Regions from separate parts of the Homo sapiens genome. Here region 2 is linked to region 1. The links are chromatin contacts, found by Hi-C or POLR2A ChIA-PET in ENCODE. All regions are on one chromosome and are shown on one strand. Each heading gives the region's core, a stretch centred on a gene start or an enhancer-like site at or near the end of the contact. The rest is flanking DNA. Distances are from core to core; before and after follow the strand shown.

Region 1 (6,219 bases), core at 57-2,556:
TCAATCCCTCCCTGCCCCCGGGAGCCTCAATTCTCCCAAGATATTTAGGTGTCTTCCCCAGTCTGCATACTCTACTAAGTAAACAAACTAACAAACAAAACCCTTGTTAGCCAGACAGTGGCCCCGCTAGGCAGACTCCTTCAGACTCAGTAGATCCCACCACAGATGTCAGGAAGAAAGAGAAGCAGGAGCTCCTTCTGTCTACTAGTGGCAAAGCAGCATTTTTATCCCCCAGGCTTCTGGGAAAGGAACCTTAAATGCCTTCTGAAAGCAGGTCTCAACCTCTCCCAACGGCTAGGCCTCCCTTTACAGCTCTTAATTGACAAGGAAGAAGAGAATGGGCAGCCTGGAGTCCAAGATCCTGCTCCCAAGCTACTGTCCTCGCTGTTCCACACCCGGCTCCTAGAAGCCAGCTTGGGTACCGGGTCAGTTTCCCGATTCTCCCTCCGTCGGCCTCGATCGCTCCGTGCAATGTGCCCCTCTCCTCATTAGCACCCACATTATCCAGGAATTCTGGGCCCTGGGGCCCCATCTCCTTGGTCCCCCACGCCAGGACCTCAGGCACCCTCTGTGCAGCTCCCTCATCCTCAGACGCCGGCTTCCCCCACTTCTGGGGCCCCCTGACCACCCAGGTCCAGCCCCACACCTAGTTCCCAACTCACCGGCCCCGCCGCAGCTGCCGCCGCCTCCCTGCGGAAACTCGCGGCTTCCCGGGAGCCGGAGGAGCAGTGACAGCAGCATCACTTCCGCCCGCGGCGCAGCCAATCAGCGCGGCGCCTGCGGCCCGGCGACCCCCGCGGGCCACAGCAACCGGCGCCCGGGGTCCGGCTCCCGCGGGCGGCCTACGCAGGCAGGGGCCGTGCGGGCGCTGGGGGCTGAACCCGCGGGCTCCGCCTCCCCGAGTCCTCGGGGCATCTTCCACATGGTCCCTCTTCAGAAGGCTCTCCTTCATGGCGTCCTCTGTAAAGGGCATTTCGGTTCCGACCTTTAAAAGCCACTCGTTGCTCTTCTCCTTCTGACCGCCATGGCCCCGACTGTCCCTGTAATCTTCCCAGAGGGGATCCTGCCCACCCAGGTCGCCTTCCTTCTCGCAGTCGGCTCTCCCTTCTTCCCCGCGCCCCGGGAGAGTCCACTTGTATCTCAGGGGTCTCCCGCAGCATCCCCGTGCCCCGGCGGCGCCAGCTGTCGCCGCCAGAGGGCGCCGTCGGGGGCGGCGCGGCGCCACCGCGGCCTCTCCTCTCGCGGCCGGAGCCTCGCCCCCTCCGCTCGTGCCGCCGGAAGTGGGAGGTGCCGCGCGCGGGCCGGCGCTCGACCCCTCCCCCCGTGGCTCGGCCGCCCCCTCCCCCCGCTCCGCCCGCTCAGGTGCGTCCCGTCCCTCCCCCACTTTCCTCCCGGGGGCGCGGCGCGGGAGGTGTGTGCGGGGCGAGCGTGGGTGGGGGTTGCGGGGCGAGGGCCGGGCATGGGGGTCGGGTGGGGGGCGTGGAGGGTGCTGTGAGAACCGAGGCGGGGGTCCCGGCCTAGAAGTGGGACGGGGGGGTGGCTGGCAGCGGGGTGGGGGGACCGAGGGGAAGGGGTGGAGGGGGGTCTGGTCCGAGCCAGCGGCCAGCCTAGCAGTCCCCTGTGGGGGGTGGCCAAGGCCACCCAGCGCCGCTTCCCCCCATTGTCCCCTTCCCGTCTGTCCCCTGTTCTCGCCCGAGGACCCGTGGCTCCGGCGCCCCTGCTTCGCTGGTGGTCGCCCCGGGTTGCGGAGTTCTTTTTGGTACACTCGACCCTCCAGCCAGCTGTTCCTACCCGCGCCACGGGCTCTCTAGCCACGGAGTTGCATGCATGGCCCTTGTCCTGGGGTTTCGTTCACCGGGCGCAGAGGACCCCCCAGCCCTGGGCTATGTTGGAGACGGGATGTTTGCACCTGAGGGAGCAGCAATGGCGGTTTGGGCCCATTTTCTCCCAGGAGCTTTGTATAATGAGGGAAACTGAGGCACAGAGGGTCTGTGGGCTGTGACTGAGGTGTTGACACAGCCCCATCTACCTATCTGCCCTATGCGCTCTTCAGTGTTCCGGGGGGGAATACGTGTGATGCTGTTAAAATAAAAGCAAGAATGCAAACTAACCCGATGTTCATCCCCACCTCCCAAGTATTTTGATTTTCTTTTCTCCTCATAAGGTCATAAGTTTGCTCTGCGGCATAAAAGATGACCTTTTGATTTTTAAAAAAGGCGTCCGTCCCAGTTCCCTTACTTGTGTTACCATGTTTTTTACCTTGACTTTTTCACGCTAGAGAACCCAGGATTCTTTTTTGCACCACTAGTCACTCTGAAGAGTCTGTTCTTTGCTCAGTTAGTGGGTATCAGGCCTTTCCCATCTGTGGGGAGCACGCTGACAGTAAAATATGCACCCTGGATTGCCCAGTATTGCATTACTTGTTGACTTACAGGCAGACACCTCCAAAAACTTCCCTTAAATTAATGGAGAATGCTTTGAATGTAACAGCCATAAAGTGATTTAAAAACATGAGATCTGATTGATACTAGGCCGAAAAGTACGTCTTTTATTAAAAATGATAGCAGACAAGGTAGGCCTGGGACCACTTGGAAGATCCTGGCAGACTAAGATGTATTGTTTGAAATGACTACATTTCTGCCAAAAGTGAAAATAAGATCTTTGCACAGACTCCTAGATATTTATGTAAATACAGTGACTCCTGAGGATTGCTGCCCACTAGGACACTAGGACTTTGCATACAATGTCTCTTTTAGTACTCTTAAGTATTTTCTCCCGGAGCCCAGGTTTTTGTGTTTCTTTACTGCGACAGCTCTGTTGTGTGGACATTCTGAGGGGGGAGAGATACATTTGTTTTAAACTTTGGAAACTTGTAGCCTGTAATTTGTTTCTGAATGTACAGAGCATAATGGCAGCGTCTGAGGTTGCTGGTGTTGTGGCCAATGCCCCCAGTCCTCCGGAATCTTCTAGTTTATGTGCTTCCAAATCAGACGAAGGTCTCCCAGATGGTCTAAGGTAATGTGTGGACTCCTGACTGGGAAGATTCATTTGGGTAAAGGGTTTTTGAGATGGTCTTGTGTAGCTGGTCTTTCTTTTTGGCTCTGATGGCACTGCACTAGCTTTTTAAAGGTACAGGACTGTCTGATCTATCTTTGTATTTCTGGTATCCAACACAGCACCTGATACTCAGCAGGCATGCTAAATGTTTGGGGAATAAATAGAATAGAATACATGGGGTCAAACTCATTAAAAAATGCAAACATTTTCCAGCCCTTTCCTACGTGGACTGTATGTTCATTTAACCATATGTTTATATGTTATATATGAGAAATGTTATATCAGTATGTGTACATGGATATCTAAATATGTATACATACAGATACACAATTACCCAAACTTATATCTCATAGTAGCTAATATGATACATTGTTATGTACAGTGTTGAACTAAATTAGCTATATAGTCATCCCACAGTATATGCTGGAGATTGGTTCCAGGACCCCTACTGAGGATACCAAAATCTATAAATGCTCAAGTCCCTTACATAAAATGGTGTAGTATTTTATCTGGGATAGGCATATGCCCACCCTACTTAAAGCTATTAAAAAGATAAAAAATAAATAAAGTGGTGTAGTATTTGCATATAACCTATGCATGTCCTCCCATATACTTTAAACAATAGGTTATTTACAACAACTAATACAATGTAAATGTTATGTAAATAGTTGTGTTGTTTAAGGAATAATGACAGGTAAAAAAGTTTGTACATGTTCAGTACAGATGCAACCATCCAATTTTTTTCTGAAAATTTTTTTAATGGTTTCAAATCTATTTCACTTTTCTTTTTTTGAGATGGAGTCTCACTCTGTTGGCCCAGGCTGGAGTGCAGTGGCGCGATCTCGGCTCACTGCAAGCTCTGCCTCCCGGGTTTATGCCGTTCTCCTGCCTCAGCCTCCCCAGTAGCTGGGACTACAGGCGCCCGCCACTACGCCCGGCTAATTTTTTGTATTTTTAGTAGAAACGGGGTTTCACTGTGTTAGCCAGGATGGTCTCGATCTCCTGACCTCGTGATCCGCCTGCCTCGGCCTCCCAAAGTGCTGGGATTACAGGCGTGAGTCACCACGCCCAGCCTTTTTTTTTTTTTTTTTTTTTGAGATGGAGTCTCGCTCTGTCGCCCAGACTGGAGTGCAATGGCGTGAACCCAGCTCACTGCAACCTCCGTCTCCTGGGTTCAAACGTCTCCTGGATTCCCTTACCTCAGCCTCCCAAGTAGCTAGGATTACAGCCGCCCAGCACCACGCCTGGCTAATTTTTGTATTTGAGTAGAAACGGGGTTTTGCCACGTTGGCCAGACTGGGTATTTTACTTTTCAGTGATTTATTTTTATATTTTAAAAAATGGACACGATAATTGTACGTATTCATGGGGGTACATAGTGATGTTGTGGTGTATGTGATGTATAGTGATCAGATCAGGGTAATTAGCATGTCCATCATCACAAACGTTTATCCTTTTGAATATTTTCAGTCCATGGTTGGTTGAGTCCATGAATGTGGACCACATTCTACATAAAGAGGCTGACTGTGTATTCTTCCTCAACTCTGTTTTTTTTTTGAGAGAGACTCTTGCCCTGTCCCCCAGACTGGAGTGCAGTGGTGCGATCTTGGCTCACTGCGACCTCTGCCTCCCGGGTTCAAGTGATTCTCCTGCCTCAGCCTCCCTAGTAGCTGGGATTATAGGCACCTGCTTGGTAGCCCGGCTAATTTTTGTATTTTTAGTGGAGACCGGGTTTCACCATGTTGACCAGACTGGTCTTGAACTCCTGACCTCAAGTGATCTGTCCGTCTTGGCCTCCCAAAGTGCTGGAATTACAGGGATGAGCCACTGCACCTAGCTCCGTCAATTTTTTTGTTTTTTTTTTGTTCTTGAGATGGCATCTTGCTCCGTCACCCAGGCTGGAGTGCAGTGGCGCGATTTCCGCTCACTGCAACCTCTGCCTCCCGAGTTCAAGCGATTCTCCTGCCTAAGCCTCCTGAGTAGCTGGGACAACAGGCGCCCGCCACCACACCCGGCTAATTTTTTGTATTTTAGTAGAGGCAGAGTTTCACCATGTTGTCCAGGATGGTCTCGATCTTCCGACCTTGTGATCCGCCCGCCTCAGCCTCCCAAAGTGTTGGGATTACAGGCATGAGCCACCGCACCTGGCCGTCCCTCAACTCTTTTCCAGTGTACCTGGGTCCCCTAATACAGTAGCTAACACTTAACTACAGTTCCATACGTGGTAACACATTTAATCTTCACAACAGTCCCAGGAGGTAGTGATAATATTATTCGCATTTACCGGTGAGGAAACTGAGACACAGAGAGGTTAGTAATTTGCCCAAGGTTTCCAAGCTATGTTGGAGTCAGAGTTTTGATAAATAAAATCAACTTCATACACTAGTAATAATGGCAGCTAAGGTTTATTGAATGTTTACTATGTGCCAGGCACTGTACTGAGTACTTTATGTGCATTATCTCATGTAATCCTCACAACAGTCTTGTTAGGTGGATAGTATTATTTCTGTTTTACAAATGAGGTAACTTGCCGAGAGTCAAACAGCTTGTAAATGGTGGGCGGAGTCAGGATTCAAACTCAGGTACTGTATATGCCTGAATTTTTAATTAAGCACCCGCTCACAGTTAACTCCCAGCAGGAAGGAATCAGCTTCGAGTGTTTTTATTAATATTATTGAGACAGGGTCTCCATCTGTCATCCAGGCTGGAGTACAGTGGTGCGATCATGGCCTACTGCAGCCTCCACCTCCTGGGCTTAAGCAGTCCTCTCACTTCAGCCTCCCAAGTAACTGAAGCTACAGGTGCACGCCACTACACTTGGCTAATTTTTAAATTTTTATGTAGAGAGAGGGTCTTGCTATGTTTCCCAGGCTAGTCTTGAACTCCTGACCTCAAATGATCCTCCTGCCTTGACCTCCCAAAGTGTTGGGATTACAGGCATGAGCCATTGCTCCCCAGCGAGATATTCTTTCAGTTGTTTTATTTTGAACTAGTACGACTGAGGAAACAAAGACGCATCAACTTGAATCCCCATTGCTAGTTGGGTATGGTTAAGAGTGTCAGTTATAGAATTAGTTTAAAAAAAGAGGGTGGGGTCAAAGAAATTAAACATAGGCGTAATTCCTGGGTGAAAGATGTGCAATTGTGAATGTTGGATGTCAT
Region 2 (6,219 bases), core at 1,873-4,372, 990 kb after region 1:
GGAGACACCTTGTGTGTCCCTGTTTAAGTTATCCCCTTACTTAAGGTTTATTAATTTCACATAGGAGGTTACCTTTAGGTAAAGATTCAAAAGCCAGAAATATTGGCCATTTGTCCTGGCTAAAATCTGGTAATAAAAGATTTTTATAGGATTTTTATTTTGAGAACTCCATAGTCAGAAATCAACTTAATTAAAGACGATATTTGGGCTGTATGTATACAGATATTGTTTTAAAAGCCCCTGCTGGCCAGGCACAGTGGCTTATGCCTATAATCCTAGCACTTTGAGAGGCCAAGGTGGACAGATCGCTTGAGCCCAGGAGTTTGAGACCAGCCTGAGCAACTTGGTGAAACACCATCTGAACAAAAAAAAAATACAAAAATTAGCTGGATGTAGTGGCAGGCACCTGTAGTCCTAGCTACTCAGGAGGCTGAAGTGGGAGGATCACTTGAGCCCAGGAGGCTGAGGCTGCAGCGAGTTGTGATCGCACCACTGCATTCCAACCTGGCGACAGAGCGAGACTCCATCTAAACAAACAAAAAGCCCCTGCTTTCCCTCTAAGAACTTCTCAGTCAATGGAATTTTGTCTTGATTTTCCATTTCTGTCTGTCTGTGTATTTATATGTGTTGTATGTATAGTATTTATATAAAAGAGCTCTAATTAATTGGCTTAAAGAAACTAAAATCAAACATTTTATCAGAAAAAATTGAAACTTTAATCTCTTTTAGGTCACGTGACTCTAATGATTTTTAAACATAAAGACAGTGTAAATAACATAAAAAATAAAGACAGTGTAAGTAAAGAATGTGTTTTGGTGGGAGGTTATAAGAAGGCGTGTGAATATGGTTTCTGTTAAAGAGAACGTAATTTTGTCTAGCTCAGAGGGTTTTAACTATTGGCCTCACCTAAAAGAGTAATGGGACAGCTGGGCATGGTGGCTCACGCCTGTCATCCCAGAACTTTGGGAGGCTGAGGTGGGGAGATCACTTGAGGTTAGGAGTTCCAGACCAGCCTGGCCAACATGGCAAAACCCCGTCTCTACTAAAAATACAAAAATTAATCAGGTGTGGTGGTGAGCGCCTGTAATCCCAGCTACTTGGGAGGCTGAGGCAGGAGAATCACTTGAACTCGGGAGGCGGAGGTTGCAGAGAGTCGAGATTGTGCCACTGCATGCCAGCCTAGGTGACAGAGTGAGACTCTGTCTCAAAAAAAAAAAAAAAAAAAAAGAGTAATGTGACAAAACTGATGGTTTAAGCAAGTTGAAAAGGGTTTGTGAAGGGTTAATCTCATGAAAAGTTCTGTGGGTATAAGCAGGTTGGCTAAGATTTAAAGGGGATTACTTAGTTTTTCCATAGGTCGAACACTGAAATAAAAGCACACTGATGTAGGGCCAGAATCCGGGCCCATGTGTCTGAATAATGGTTTTCTAGAGAATTTATTTGTTTAACAGAAAATTGTAAAGAATTATGAGAGGTTTGTGGACGTTTTACCTTATGGTCAAACTATGATTGTATAGATTTGTTTATAAGGTTTTATTAAGAATTGGATCTAACATTAATAATATACTAATGCAAAGGTGAAATTTTGCTTTCTCTCATAAACAAGATTTTTGCATAATATTTTAAAATAATGAGATTTTTGTTTACCTTTTAATAAACAACAGAAAAAGGAGGAGAGAGGAAATAGATTCGGTTGGCATCATGCTGTCTTTATTGCGACCTGCTTGGAAAGTTGACTCTCCCCTCTATCAGCAAGTAAAGATTTTTGCCTTTTAGAAATTTTGGAGTTATCATTTTGGCTACCTAAATGACTTGTAGTGACTCTATACTAATCTTCTCTGAGCAACTCTCCTCCATATCCTGTTGGGTAATGAGAACAAGTGGCACCCCCTCCCTCCAAAAAATCCATACCCCTTTATATTACAGAAAAGAAATCTTCAGAAAAGAGACATGCTACAATGAGACTACCATACAAGATGTGAAAGTTACCCCCCAAATTACAATATCATGAGACAAAATAAGGGAGAGCTGCTGTCTCTCAGTGTTTGTCCCTAGTAAGGACAACTAACCACTGAGCAAACGGACAACTGCACAGCCTTCTTTTACTCACAGAGTGTTGTCCACCTGCAGAGCCAAGTCCTCTCAATCTATCTGCACACTGCTGTGCACTTCTAGGCTCTCAGATGTTTTTAGGTCTACAAGTCCATATAACCACTCTAAGCCATGCGTCTTAAAATATGCCCTCATTTTCCATTGTTAAGCCATTGAATACAGACTGGTAGGTCACGTGGCTTCTGTAACACAGTCTAGGTCACATCGGTTAATGCTCTACGCGAATGGGACCCTGGAGGTCCTTACTCCTGCTCTCTTCTCCAGAGTAGGTTATACCTAAACCATCCTGCATCAGCCTTTCCCAAGGTCAGGGCTGTGCTGAGGGTGTAACAAGCATGGACAGTAGCCTAGCTTTCTTGGGAGATTTAAGTCTCGGGCTTCTAAAGGTTAAATATTGGTTTGTCTATAATGGGGAGAAGAAAAACAGTGGTATAACTATGTAAAATGATGGATATATTAATCTGCTTCACCATAGTAAACTTTTTACTATCTACATGCATCCCACAACATCATGTTGTATACCTTAAATACACACAATAAAATTTGTTTAAAAATAAAATTAAAAACTGTCTTCTAAAAAGAAAAACAGTGAAGAAAGAGCTCTGCTGTGAGCTCAAGAACAGCCAGTCACAGCTCCACCTAAACCCACGGGTGACTTAAAAGCTGAAGCCTTGTCATAATCATTGTCACGTACTCTTATTATGATGAAACTTTGCTCCTCTTTTTGCTGAGGAGATTCACCTAAGTTACTCTACACGACAGTAACTGAAACAGCACCCATTAGACTACTTTATGACATCCCCCTGCAGAGATCAAGAGTTCTGCAATCGCAGCTTCACAATCCTGAGAGACTACCAATTCAACCAGCCTTCAGGACTGGCACACTTCTGTGTGAGAAAAGTTCAAAAAATGGCTTAAGAAATTCAAAGCAACTGCTTACCCAAGATGAAGAGCACCCAGGGGAGGCAATGCACTGAAATCTCCCCACAGCTGCAGTCCCCAAGCTCAACTGAAAGACTGCTGCGAGCACTCTAGGTTAGGCTCAGAGCAAACCAAACACGTGCCTTCTGAAGTGGTTGCAGAGATGCAAACAGGAACCTCTAAATCAAGGTTCTCATTTCAGTCATCTGGCCCATTACCCAATTGTTATGTATACTTTCATTCTAAAAAGAGGTGACAAATTCAACCTACTGAGGTGAACCTCACACTCAGACCTCTTCAGGTGCCATCTCCCCTTTTAGATGACAAGCCCTCTGAGGGTAGGAGCTTGAATGGCACCAGGCAAATAGGTGCTGAGAAAGAAATCCATTTCATGCAAACAAAATACAATAAACGTAATATTAACACAAAACCTTCTGTGTTAAAGATACAGCAACCTCTTTTATTTTTCCTCTCAAAACAGAGGTGCAACCTCGCCAGGCAATCACCCAATCCCTGCTTCCAAAGATACGCCTGCCCAGTCCTCCAACTCACCATGTAGACATGAAAGTTTCCTCTGGCCATGTGATATCAGCATTTCCAGAATACAGGCAGCCATTGATTCCCATAGAGAACCTCTTGGGTGACTTGGACATCCTAGATTAGAACTCAAGGTTTCTTCACTTCAAGATACCTCTCAGTCTTAGTCACCACTTCAAAATAGGTGTTCTCAATGTACGCACCTTCAACCTCGGCTAGATTGGCTTGACCTAGGCATGGGCAGACTCATGGAACTTGTCCTGTATCATCTGAAAAGCTGTTGAACGTTTGCTCCCAAGCACTACGCTGCATGGTCCTTGAGAAGTGATGTGCTAGAGAGCCAGCAATCTCCACAGCATAAATATTCCCATCATAACCTATTTCAAGCTACCAACAGTTTAACAACTGGCTTGCAAAATTCCTAAAAAACTTAATACAGGTTGAGTATCCCTTATCCAATATGCTTGGGACCAGAAATGTTTCAGATTTCATATTTTTTTCAGATTTTAGAATATTTGCCGAATACATACAAGTTGAACGTCCCTAGTCTGAAAATCCAAAATGCTCCAATAAGCATTTCTTTGGAGCATCATGTTGGCACTCAAAGTTACAGATTTTGGAGTTGAAATAGCAACCACTCTTTTGTATTTTCAGATTAGGGGTACTCAGCCTGTAATCAGCTCTTGCTATGTAAGCTGGTTCCAGCACACCACGGAACCTCTGCAGGTTCTTGCGGGGGTACAGCTCCGACATGACTGGTTGCACGATGCTGAAAACCACTGTTAAATCAAGTTTAGCCTAAAGCTGCCTCCTTACATATTTTAAGTTTGGCCTAAAGGTTTCTCTGTACATCATGAACTATAACGTAAATGGAATAGTATACGGACTCTAGTCTACTCTTGTGCCAGTCACTGAGTTTGGCCAATCGAAGATGGCCAATGATTCAAACTATTCAAATAAGGCAAACACCGAGCTGTAACCAATCCGGCTATTTCTGTACCTCACTTCTGTTTCCTGTACATGACTTTCCTTTTGCTGTCCATAAATCTTCCACCACGTGGCTGCGCTGGAGTCTCTGAGTCCACTCTGGCTCAGGAGACTGCCTGATTCATGAATCATTCTGTGCTCAATTAAACTCTTTTAAATTTAATTCAGCTTTTAATACCACAAACCCCCATCTTTTTCACATGACAATTCCCACCTTTTATGTAGATATGCACACACCAAAAGGTAGCCAAAGGGTACAAAGAAGTTTATTGACTATGATGCAGTAAAGATACCAAGAGTTACAATATTTGTGCATATGGCCCAACAGTGCCTACCCTCCTACAAAACAAAAACAAAAACAAAAAAAGGCAATGAGGTGCAGCAGTTAACAGCCCAACACTGGAGTCAAAGGAATGGAGCTGCCTCTTCTGGCAGCAAAGTTTCAAGTTGTGCAATTAAATAATAGTCTTGGTCCACTCCTTGTGGGTCTTCTTACAGTTTCCCTTTAGAACCATAACTGAGTGACTTAGTAGAACATTCATATTCAGGATGTGGCCTCCAGAAGTGTCGTTTTGTTTTGTTTTGAACAAAGACGTGCTACCTTCTCTCTTGAAGCACCAGTGCTGGGTTCAGGAGCTACAGAGGACTAAGATGTTCCCCAAGTAGCCTGAAGTAACAGGTCACATGGAAAACACAAAGCAATTGGTGAGTCCACATTTTGTAATAGAATTAAGAGCGTAATGCATAAAACTTAAAGTCATGTAACCACATGTAAAAACTTCAGCAGCTAAAGAAAAATTCTGGAAGGCTTTTAACCCCTTCTGAACTAAGTTCCCTTTCTAAACGAGGCTGGTTTCCATGGCTGTGACAAGAGCTCATGAGGTAGCAAAAAGAGAGAGAGAATAGCACCTTAGAAGTTACTCAAACAAGAGGTGAAACAAATAAGTAAACAAAAAAAGACCACTTTATCTTCCTTTCATCCTTAAAGAAGGCAGGTGTCTGTACACTGCTTTGTGATCCTTCGAAGAATAAAAAGCTGTAACCCAAATCTCAGTATAAGGGATGAAGAAGGAAAATGATAGCAGCTGATGACTGGGATGCGACCACAAACCCATATAGTAAACTAAGTTATCAACGTACTCCCTTACCACGAAGGACTTCATTCAGTCATTTAAAAAGCAAGGGACTAGTTCAAATCATGATTAAGGCTATAAAAGAACACGACTGAGTATTCACAGAGCACCAATTACCTCAAGTTTAGACTAGGTGTCAATCTACAAACATACTACCCTGCATTAATCTTCACAACACACCTGCGAGGACATTACAAGAAGGCCCAGCCAAAATTAGTTCCTCATTTAATGGGATATGGCTTTCAGTGGGTTCCTGTAACACCATCTCTTTCTTGGAGAAATGAGGACCTGCAAAATAGTCCCCCTCACAATGAGATCTCTATCTTCAAATCTCTGAGAGCCCAAGTTATTTACTCTCATTGCTCAAGTTGCTTTCCTCTCTCTGTTGAGGTGTCAGAAATGGTCACGTTAGATTGGCCTCAGACAACCACAAAAGTTAACAAGCAGTCCCAAAGTACCGTGAGGTTTAACCACTGGAAATGTAAACTGCCGGTCCTGTCTTTGCCCTTCTACTTCCTCGCGTGACCAG

The links. Hi-C counts contacts between places; a loop is a spot of excess contacts on that map. ChIA-PET counts read pairs that join two places held with the same protein, here RNA polymerase II (POLR2A). Pooled maps may share reads with other maps.
Region 2: a loop to region 1 is called in a pooled map, with 4 times the contacts of the local background. The contact joins the promoter of JAML here to the promoter of RNF214 in region 1. A Hi-C loop is called at or near these places in 2 of 37 single-sample maps with no recorded cell type and 4 of 50 pooled maps. POLR2A ChIA-PET finds 5 or more read pairs at or near these places in 1 of 52 experiments (activated CD4-positive, alpha-beta T cell).

What each region holds. Positions count from the first base shown.
Region 1 is chr11:117,231,365-117,237,583 of GRCh38, forward strand. It overlaps RNF214 (ring finger protein 214), which reads left to right and starts at 1,307. Exons shown (of 15, transcript NM_207343.4): 1 at 1,307-1,362; 2 at 2,903-3,015. The coding sequence starts at 2,909. PCSK7 (proprotein convertase subtilisin/kexin type 7) reads right to left here and starts at 709. Exons shown (of 17, transcript NM_004716.4): 1 at 663-709. RefSeq lists enhancers at 507-556, 4,431-4,932 and silencers at 747-896, 1,107-1,446.
Region 2 is chr11:118,221,889-118,228,107 of GRCh38, forward strand. It overlaps JAML (junction adhesion molecule like), which reads right to left and starts at 3,123. Exons shown (of 10, transcript NM_001098526.2): 1 at 3,053-3,123. MPZL3 (myelin protein zero like 3) reads right to left here. Exons shown (of 6, transcript NM_198275.3): 6 at 4,802-6,219.